2 separate regions of the Homo sapiens genome follow, and region 2 is linked to region 1. Evidence: read pairs that join two places in POLR2A ChIA-PET (ENCODE). Cell type or tissue: CD4-positive, alpha-beta T cell. All regions are shown on one strand. Links, peaks and the distances in the headings refer to the core of each region. The heading gives the core; the rest is flanking DNA. Region 1 overlaps CDK19 (cyclin dependent kinase 19). Region 2 overlaps CDK19 (cyclin dependent kinase 19).

Region 1 (5,381 bases), core at 137-5,136:
CATTTCTTTTTTTTTTTTTTGAGATGGAGTCTCGCTGTCTCCCAGGCTGGAGTGCAGTGGCGCAGTCTCGGCTCACTGCAAGCTGCGCCTCCTGGGTTCATGCCATTCTCCTGCCTCAGCCTCCCGAGTAGCTGGGACTACAGGCGCCCACCACCATGCCCGGCTAATTTTTTTTTTTTTTTGTATTTTTAGTAGAGATGGGGTTTCCCCGTGTTAGCCAGGATGGTCTAAATCTCCTGACCTCATGATCCACTTGCCTCGGCCTCCCAAAGTGCCGGGATTACAAGTGTGAGCCACCACGCCTGGCCCCATTTCTTTGAACAGATATTAGATATTGCTAAGGAAAATAGGCATATTTTTGAGAAATAAATATTTTCTCTTAGGCCAGCTCTTTTAGAATTGCTAGACTAGTAATCTGTCTTCTGTGCTTTTACTAGCTATTTTATAGAGATGCTTAGAAAATACCAGTATTTAAATACATTTTAGGACAAATTTTGGTTTTATGGGTTTATGGTAAAAAATTAAGTATCTTTAACACTTAGTAAATGAAGTAGACATCTGTTTATGTTTAACTGGTTTGTCATTTTTGTAATGCAAGCCTTCAAAAACTTTTTGAGGCCTAAGGGAAATTAATGTGTTCTTTTTCAATGAAATTTGATAATCTAGAGCAGTGATCAGCAAACTTTTTCTGGCAGATACTAAATATTTTAGGCCTTTTGGGCTTTACTGTCTCTGGTGCAATTACTCAACTCTATTGTAGTGCCAAAGCATCGACAGATAATACGTAAACCAGTATGGATAAGGATGGCTGTGTTCCAGTAGACCTTTATTTATACAAATAAGCAGTTGGCTGAATTTAGTCTGCAGGCTATAGTTTGTTGACTCCTGGTGTAGAGCAGTGATGTCCAATAGAACTTTCTGCAGTGATCTGAAAATGTTTAGCATCTGTGCTGTCCAATATGCTAGCCACAAGCCACACGCCACACATAGGTATCGATTACTGGAATGTAGTTAGTGTGATTAGAAACTAATTAGTAGCTATCACATTGGACTGTGTAGGTTTAGAGTCTTTGGATGAGTGGCTTAGCAACAAATAATTCTCTGATCCATCAAGTGACCTTTCAATAAAAATGTTTAAATCAGGGTGTGGATAAATAGGAAAACTGTTATGTCTTTTTTCAAGTTACAGGAGAAATATTAAGGCTGAAATAGCTTGATAAAGCAAACCAATACTTGAAGAACTATCAATTTATGAATGGAATCAAGGATATTTAACTACTTTTTCAAAAAAGTATTTTATGGCCGGATGAGGTGGGAGGATTGCTTGAGCCCAGGAGTTTGAGGCTATAGTGAGCTATGATGATGCCATTGCACTTCAGCATGGGCAGCAGAACGAGACTCTCTTAAAAAAAAAAAAAGGTATTATAAAAAAAAGTTTGTAAATAGTATATGTGCGTAAAAATATACAATGTGGCTGGGCGCGGTGGCTTATGCCTATAATCCCAGCTCTTTGGGGAGGCCGAGGTGGGCAGATCACTTGAGGCAAGGAGATCAAGGCCAGCCTTGCCAACAGCGAAAACTCCGTCTCTACTAAAAATACAAAAAATTAGCCGGGCGTGGTAGTACACACCTGTAATCCCAGCTACTCGGGAGGCTAAGGCACAATAATTGCTTGAACCTGGGAGGTGGAAGCTGCAGTGAGCTAATATTGCACCACTGCACTCCAGCCTGGGTGACAGAGTGAGACTCTGTTTCAATAAAACAAAAATAACAAAAAACCACCAGTGTAACGTAAGTCATCCCTTTCCCAGCCATTCTTTCCCTTTTTTAGGGGCAGTCATTCTTGGTTGTCCTTTAAGAGGATTTTCTTTTGGGGTATGTGCATGTGTGTTAACTTAAAGATGTCATTAAATATGACATGCTAGTGTGCTGCACACTTTTCTATTTTTAGATCATGGCTCACTGCAGCTTTGGCTGCCTGGGCTCAAGCAAGTCTGTCTCTTGGGCTCAAGCGATTGTTTCACCTCAGCCTCCTGAGTAACTGGGACTACAGATGTGGGCCATGCCCAGCTTTTTTTTTTTTTTTTAAATTATTTGTAGAGATGAGGTCTTGCTATGTCTCTCAGTCTGGTCTTGAACTCCTGGCCTCAAGTAATCCTCCTACCTTGACCTCCCAAAGTGCTGGGGTTACAGGCATAAGCCATCATGCTTGGCCCTATTTTTATTTTTATTTTTATTTATTTAATTTATTTATTGAGACGGAGTCTTTCTCTGTCACCCAGGCTGGAGTGCAGTGGGAAGATCTTGGCTCACTGCAACCACCACCTCCCAGGTTCAAGCAATTTTCCTGCCTCAGCCTCCTGAGTAGCGGGGACCACAGGCATATACCACTATACCTGGCTAATTTTTTGTATTTTTAGTAGAGACAGTGTTCACCATGTTGGCCAGGCTGGTCTCGAACTCCTGACCTCAAGTGATCCATCTGCCTCAGCCTCCCAAAGTGCTGGGATTACAGGCGTGAGCCACAGTGCTTGGCCCATATTTTAAATCTTAAACATTGCTTAAACATTATGACATATCTATATACAGAGATGCCTTGTTTCTCTTAATAGTTTTGTTGTATCTCATTGTATTGACTTACATCATTGGCTGTCTCCAGTCTTGCTAGTACTAACACTGAAGTGAATATCCTAGTAAGCACAGCATTTTGTACCTATTAATGTGTCTGTAAGTTAAAGTCCTAGAAGCTGTTTACCTTTGGAAGTAATGGCTTGGAATGGTTTACTAATATGGTGATGTATAAGATAGAAATATCTGAAGACTGGAGATGGGGGGGTTGGCTAAGAATAAGGAAGTGAAATGTTAAGACAATAATAATTTTTTTTTTTTTTTGAGATGGAGTTTCGCTCTTCTTGCCCAGGCTGTTGTGTGATGGCACGATCTTGGCTCACCGCAACCTCTGCCTCCCGGGTTTAAGCGATTCTCCTGCCTCAGCCTCCCAAGTAGCTGGGATTACAGGAATGCGCCACCATGCCTAGCTAATTTTGTATTTTTTAGTAGAAACGGGGTTTCATCATGTTGGCCGGGCTGGTCTCAAACTCTTGACCTCAGGTGATCTGCCCACCTCGGCCTCCCAAAGTGCTGGGATTACAAGCGTCAGCCACTGCACCCAGCTGACAGTGATAATTAACACATAAAAATGAGCTATAAATCATTTGTTAAAGGAAGTACAAGTTACTTACTTTTTTTTTTTTTTTTTGAGAAGTGTTATCCAGGCTGGGGTGCAGTGGCACGATCTTGGCTCACTGTACCTCTGCCTCCTGGGCTTAAGCTACTTTCTCATGGCTACTGTTTTAGGAGCATGGAAAAGGCATGTCTCTGAGTTTTACATAGGAAGAGTAGATCCATGGAAAGGTTTTTAATGCAATCTATGTCAGTGTTGATGAATTAAGTATTTTTATTTTTTAAAGTATATAAAATATAGTGTCCTACATTTTTGAACTTAATATGCTAGACAAATAAGTTCATATGTGGTGTTATAAATTGTGTACAGTTGACTGTTGAACAGCAGGAGTTTGAACTGTGTGGGTCCACTTACACGCAGATTTGTGAAACCTGCGTATATGAGGGCCAACTTTTTGTATAGGTGGGTTCTCCAGGGCCAACTGCAGGACCTGAGTATATGTGGGTTTTGGTATATGCAGGGGTCCCAGAACCAACCCTTTAGGTATACTGAGGGACATCTATTTGTTTTGAAAAATTATTCTATAGTGCAGGGTTAGATGACAATATAGAAGATTTTAAAGCAATATATTACAATTTGTAATTTTCTTGGTGGTAAACTATTAGAGTATTTGGATGTTTAAAAACTAATGTGTTTTTTTAAAGATCAACTTGTTATAATGTTGTGACTATATAATATTAGTGGTACTTTGGGATTCTAAAACAAAGGGACAAGATGAACAACTAGCATGACAATTTCTTTAAAACCAGTAGTATCTAGAACCATAAAGGAGTAGCAGACAAAGCTATTTAAAGATTTTTGTCCATTTACAAATAGCTGATTAGTCCAACACTTCCTGTAATAGCTGTTTTGAATGTGCACTGTACAGGATAAAAGAGAGTCTCACGAGAGAAGACAGGATGTAATTCAGGATACAAGTGTGCAGCAGTAGTTATTTATTGAGGGTTTGAGTTCTTATCCAGAAGTGAGTGATCAAAGAGAAATAAAAACCTGTAAAGTCCTCAAATAACAGGTGTCTTTTTTTTTTTGTTTTGAGACGAAGTCTTGTTCTGTCGCCCAGGTTGGAGTGCAGTGGCGCGATCTCGGCTCACTGCAAGCTCCGCCTCCTGGGTTCACGCCATTCTACTGCCTCAGTCTCCCGAGTGGCTGGGACTACAGACGCTCGCCACCACGCCCGGCTAATTTTTTTGTATTTTTAGTAGCGACGGGGTTTCACCGTGTTAGCCAGGATGGTCTCGTTCTCCTGACCTCGTGATCCGCCCGCCTCGGCCTCCCAAAGTGCTGGGATTACAGGTGTGAGCCACCGCGCCCGGCAACAGGTCTTTATAAAATATCTTTAACTTGGCGGGGTGTGGTGGCTCACGCCTGTTATCCCAGCACTTTGGGAGGCCGAGGTGGGCGGATCACGAGGTCAGTTCGAGACCAGCCTGGCCAATATGGTGAAACCCCGTCTCTACTAAAAAATACAAAAATTAGCCCAGCGTGGTGGCACGCACCTACCCTGAGTAGTCCCAGCTACTCAGGGGTCTGAGGCAGGAGAATCGCTTGAACCCGGGAGGCAGAGGTTTCAGTGAGCCGAGATCGCGCCATTGCACTCCAGCCTGGGCCACAGAGTAAGACTCCATCTCAAAAATAAAAAAGAAAAAAGAATCTTTAACTTGAACTATAATATGTCTTGCTAAAGGAAAAATACACTCTTCTTATAGAGGCTTTAAACCTATTGTGTATTTTCTATTTAAAAACATTTTTTTCAGTGAGGGTTTGTGATGGATGATCTCAGTTACTAAGCTGAATGTGATTAGGGAATGGATTTATTTACCAAGTAGGCCAGTTAACTTTGTTTTGTTCTGTAGTTATAGAACAAAACCTATTCATGGCAAAGTGTTTTGCTGATATTTGTAGATATTTAAATTTGGACAGAAAGGTAAGTCCATGGTTTCTGGAAAACTCCCTCCCTCCGTCCCTTTCTCTCTTTTCTTTTCTTTTCGTTCTGTATTTCTTTCTTTCTTCTCTTTCTTTTCTTGAGACAGGGTCTTGCTCTTGTCACCCAGGCTGAAAGTGGTGCAGCCACAGCTCGCTGTAGCCTGGACTTCCTGTGCTCAAATGATCCTCCCATCTCAGCCTCTTGAGTAGCTGG
Region 2 (5,381 bases), core at 96-5,095, 67 kb after region 1:
AATCAACTGTTAATCTTGAGAATCCCTTGTATATGAAGAGGGTTTTTTTTTTCCCTCTTGTTGATTTCAAGATTCTGTCTTTGTCTTTGGCTTTGACAGTTTGCCTATGATGTGTCTTGGTGCGGCTTTCTGAGTTATCTTACTTGGAGTTTGTTGAGCTCCTTGGATGTGTAGATTAATGTTTTTCATCAAATTTGAAAAGTTTTCAGCCATCATTTCTTTTTTTTTTTAATTTATTTTATTTTATTTTGTTTGAGACAGGATCTCACTCTGTTGCCCAGGCTGGAGTGCAGTGGCATAATCATGCTCGCTGCAGCCTTGACCTGCTGGGTTTAAGCAATTTTACCACCTCAGCCACCCAAGTAGCTGGGACTGCAGGTATGCACCACCATGCTCAGCTAATTTTTTTTTTTTAATTTTTTGTAAAGATGAGGTCTCACTATGTTGTCCAGGCTGATCTCAAACTCCTAAGCTCAAGTGATCCTCCTGCCTCATCCTCTCAAAGTGCTAGGATTACATGTATGAACCGCTGCACCCCACCACAGTCATCATTTCTTCACATAATCTTTCTTTCCTTTCCTTTCTCTCTTCTCTTATTGCAGCTCTCATTATACATATGTTTATAGGCTTCATGGTGTCCCATGGATCTCTCTCCAAGGCTCTGTTCATTTTTCATCATTCTTTTTGTTGGTCAGACTGGATACTCTTAATTGTCTGTCTTTAAGTTTTCTGATTCTTTCTTCTGCTGTTGAGCCCCTCTGGTGAAATTTTCATTTTAGTTATTATTTGTTTAGTTTTCCTGGTGGTGGAAGGACAGAGTATATAAGGGAATTGAGAGTCAGAGAGGCTAAGAGGGACTGATAGATTGGGGAGAATGGAGGCAACACCATAAAGAGTAGATAGGGCTTGTTCTCTGTCATCTTCCTTCTACATACCATTATATTACCTAATGCCTAGTATTTTGTAGTTCATATAGGCACACATAGCTGAGAGGATTTTAAGGCGGAAATAATTAGGAATGAACATTTCACTCATTACTTTAAAACTTGGGACTATGATTGCAGAATAACTGTTGAGGATATAGTGGGATGCTGGGAAAATAAGTTAAAGAGCTTGTAATCATGGAATAAACTTGGAAGAAGTACAAGTTTACAGAAAGGAAAAACGTTTAAGAATGAAATGTGTTATTACCTCGTCTCACTAAAAAAGAATGTCATGTCACGTTTTAATTTCATTTGAACCTTATTGACCAAAGGCTAATTATAACCTCATACCTTTGTACAGTGCTTTACACTTTACATTATGCCACAACAGGAAGTAATTCTGGGTGATTAAAATACCAGGATCATGTGAACGTCAGCATTTTTAGCCTGGGATTACAGGGAAGTTCTAATATGAAGTCTATTACATTTGTGGCCTCTGTGATCTTAAGGTTGGTAGGTTGAAAACGTGGTAAATGCTATTAATTCAACCATTAATTTGTTTTGCGATTATGAGATTAAAATATGTTTGTCGTAAAATTAGCAGACAATATAGAAAAAGGCTGGTAAAAGTACCTGTTATGTCAACACTCAAAAGTAATCATTTTTTTTTTGTATATTCTTCTAGACTTTTTTCTTTGCAAAAATACAGAGAATTTTTCCCCCCACAAGAGCAGAGAGTCCATTAATTTTCATGAAATATAATTTAATCTGGAATAATACAAATATAAATTTCAAATTTATTAATCATTCTAGTTTTGTAGGATATAAAGATTATAAGATTATTACCCTTGAGTCTAGGTGTGGTGGCCCCCACCTGTAATCCCAGCACTTTGGGAGACTGAGGTGGGATGATTGCTTGAGGCCAAGAGTTTGAGATCAGCCTGGACAATATTGTGAGACCCTGTCTCTATAATAATAATAATAATAATAATAATTAGCTGGGCATAGTGGCACTCACCTGTAGTCCTAGCTACCTGGGAGGCTGAGGTGGGAGGATTGCTTGAGTCCAGGAGTTAGAGGTTACAGTGAGTTACGATTGCACCACTACACTCCAGCCTGGGTGACAGAGTGAGAACCCCATCTCAAAAAAAAAAATGTATATATATAAAATACAATAAAATATTATTACTCCTGAGTACTTCTAACAACATCGAGATATTTCCAAATGAAGTGAAGAGTGGCTGAAGGGAAAATTAGGGGGAAGTAGGGTGAAGGGCATAGGTTGAGGAGGTGTCTTAGTCTGTTTGGGCTGTCATAACAAAATACCATAGACTTGGTGGCTTATAAACACCTATTTCTAACAATTCTGGAGGCTGGGAAGTCCAGGATCAAGGCCCATTCAGTGTCTGGCCCATTCAGTGTCTGGTAAGGGTCCACTTCCTAGTTCACAGATGGACGGCTGTCTTCTCCCTGTGTCTCCACATGGTGGAAAGCCAACCATTTCTCTCGGCTCTCTTACATAAGGGAACTAATTCCATTCATGAGGGCTCTGTCCTCGTGACCTAGTCACCTCCCAGAGGCCTCATGTCCTAATATCATCACTTTGGTTAGGGTTTAGGATTTCAACATACGAATTTGGGAGGGCAAGGGGCATAAACATTCAGTTTATTGAGGAGGGAAGAGAAATAGGGAAATACTGACTTCTTCAGACTGCTGGCAGCAGCAGTCTGGCTTGGGTTGCTGATTAACTCCACTTCCTCATTCACCTCTGCTCAGTTCTTTCTCAGTGTATATATCCATCAATATCCCAGCATTGATGTTTCTGTGGTGAGAGGCAGGATCAGCTGAAAGGGGCTGTCACTTGCAGTTCTTCCACATAGTGCCCAGCAGGCAGGGTGGAGTGGAGCAGCACTTTTCCTTCTTTCTTTCTTTTCCTCTCTTGCCACCATGGTGGTGTAGCAGGCTGCTTTGTAAACTTCAGTGGAATCCTTGGAACTTTCCTCTTGGCATAAAGGAATAAACCTTTGCTTTTTTAAATTTATGAAGTGGAATTGATAGAATGTATGTTTGCTGAGGATTCCTCTGAGAAAAACTCTAAAATGTCTATAAGCCAAGGCTCTAATTCTTTTTAATTTAATTTCTACCAAGCTTAAAATTATTTTATTAAATTATATGTATAGTGAGAAATATCTATTTAGTTTTATTAAGATTATTTAATTACATTATCTCAGTTGTTTTTATATTTTGTTTGGTTGTTTATTTATTTATTTTTGAGACAGAGTCTTGCTCTGTCACCCAGGCTGGAGTGCAGTGGCGCGATCTCGGCTCACTGCAACCTCCGCCTCCCAGGTTCAAGTGATTTTCCTGCCTCAGTCTCCTGAGTAGCTGGGATTACAAGCATGTGCCACCATCCCTGGCTAATTTTTTTTTTTTTTTGTATTTTTAGCAGAGATGGGGTTTCACCGTGTTGGCCAGGCTGGTCTCGAACTCCTGACCTCAAGTGATCTGGTCACCTTGGCCTTCCAAAGTGCTGTGATTACAGACATGAGCCACCACACCTGGCTTGTTTTTATGTTTTACACTGAGTGCAAGTTTCTTTTTCTTTTTAAATATGCGTGCAACTTTATGAAAGTATAGATTAGTGGAAATAGATGTGTGAATCAAGTATTTTACCTTTTCTGTGAAAGGGACAAAATCAAAGTTTAGTACTGAGATTTTTGTAAAAAACACTCAAAGTAGAAAAAGAATTTTTTTTTCAGACTTTTAACATGATGTTCTGTAACAGTTATTTTCTTTAAAATTTGGTATGGTGTTAAGAGAATAGAACTAAGTAAATGTGAAATTTCCCTTGAGCAAGATCTGTTCTTTGGTGTGATCCTTGTGTTTTCCTTAAAAACAAACAAAAATTTTACTTTTGGAGTTGAAGACTCAGCATGGATATTTCCTTATGAAAAATGTGGGTTTTTTTTCCTTGCAATATATGGTGATAGTTAATATTTTTCTCAAATATATATTTAGCTTCCTTGGCAAAATAAAGACTTTCTGCCAACTCCTATACTTAAAAATGAAATCTTGTAAGAGTTTGGGATTGGAGTTTGCTATTATTTTAGGAGGATTCTGGGAAACTAATACAAGGTCAGTGCCTAGGGAGGAACTACACTGTAGCATTTTTTATTTCCTTTTAAGACCTGAAAAGGTACAAGGAGCCAGCGAGCAAATAGAACCTCCAGTCCTATCGTGTATCTGTCTGTTGTCTGCTCTACTATGCCTGTTAAGTCATGAGACTCTTGGAAGATGTGTGTGTGTGTGTATGTATACACCTATTGGACTATTTTTCAAGCTACTATGTTTCCTATGAGAAGACTAAGTGACATATTTTTGTATTGTCAGAAGGTGATTTAAACACCGATTATTGCCAGTAATAGAAAAGAGGTGGGCCATACAGGTTTCTGGGGTTTTGTTCCTTCTCACTTTTGTGTTACTCACTTTTGTGAGAAGGAACAGTTTGAAAAAAGATATCAGCTTTGCTCATCAGTTTCTGATGTGTGTGTGTATTTGTGTGTGTGTTATGGTAAGGGAAGATGGGATGGTGTGGTAACACAAGTCATAGATGTAGCTGAAAACTTTTCCATTTCCGCCACCCTAAGGGAATAGACTAGTTAGCTGTTAGCACAACCTTTAGGCTCTTGTGGTAGCTGCAGATGCTTTCCTTCTTTGAAGAATTGGTGGCTTATGATGGAAAAGTTGGCTTTCTGCTGTGTCAGTATCCCTCCCTACTGAGTACATCAGTAGAGTTATTTTAGTTCTCCTAAAAATATAAAAATTATCAATTTAATATTCTTGCTCTAAGCAGTTAGATTTAATTGGCCATTAATTCCCTATTTTTAGTGTTTATTTTTCTCTTGAATAATATTGAAGCAAAGTTGTGCTAGTGATATAAATGCAGAGTGAAGAAAGACTGAAAATAAATCTGATACTGGTATGTGAGGGGCTTGGCTCCGAGTCTGAATATAAATGTGCAGTAAATGGTGCTGGTTTTTGTTGTTGGTATTATTATTGGTAATAACTTTTTCCCATTTAAACTCTAAGCAAAGAAAATAGCTTAACTTGTTTTCACTGTGGTCAAAGTAAGTTATTCTTAAGACCATAAATTTCATTTTAAAATGTGTTCTTATAGAAGATACCAAACTATAAAATTTAACATAAACTTAGTAATTCTAGATTAAAAATAGGAGATTGAAGTGATAAAACTAAAAAAAGATATATTTTTAAATATGCCTTTGGCTTCAGATCGTAATGTGGGAAAGAACTTGAACTTTGGATTCAGATAGACTTGGGGTTGTATCTGGATTCCACTATTATCCTGTACATCTTTGGCAAGTTACTATTAGTACCTGGACCCATTTGCTAGGTAGCAATAGAGATGAAGATTTATTTATTTATTTATTTTGAAATGGA

The links. ChIA-PET counts read pairs that join two places held together with the same protein. Peaks named below come from ENCODE experiments on the same cell type or tissue, not always from the same donor. Only the 100,000 strongest peaks of a DNase experiment are listed, where the experiment ranks them.
Region 2: POLR2A ChIA-PET joins it to region 1 with 5 read pairs; 12 of 35 experiments call an interaction of 5 or more read pairs at or near these places.

Annotation. Positions count from the first base shown.
Region 1 is chr6:110,803,852-110,809,232 of GRCh38, reverse strand. The region is part of intron 1 of CDK19 (cyclin dependent kinase 19); the gene reads left to right. Among named protein-coding and RNA genes, the nearest start is that of CDK19, 8.9 kb to the left of the region's middle. In CD4-positive, alpha-beta T cell, for the core only: no CTCF peak of the experiment used is centred there; no DNase peak of the experiment used is centred there.
Region 2 is chr6:110,736,334-110,741,714 of GRCh38, reverse strand. The region is part of intron 2 of CDK19 (cyclin dependent kinase 19); the gene reads left to right. Among named protein-coding and RNA genes, the nearest start is that of CDK19, 76 kb to the left of the region's middle. In CD4-positive, alpha-beta T cell, for the core only: no CTCF peak of the experiment used is centred there; a DNase peak (open chromatin) is centred at 2,544.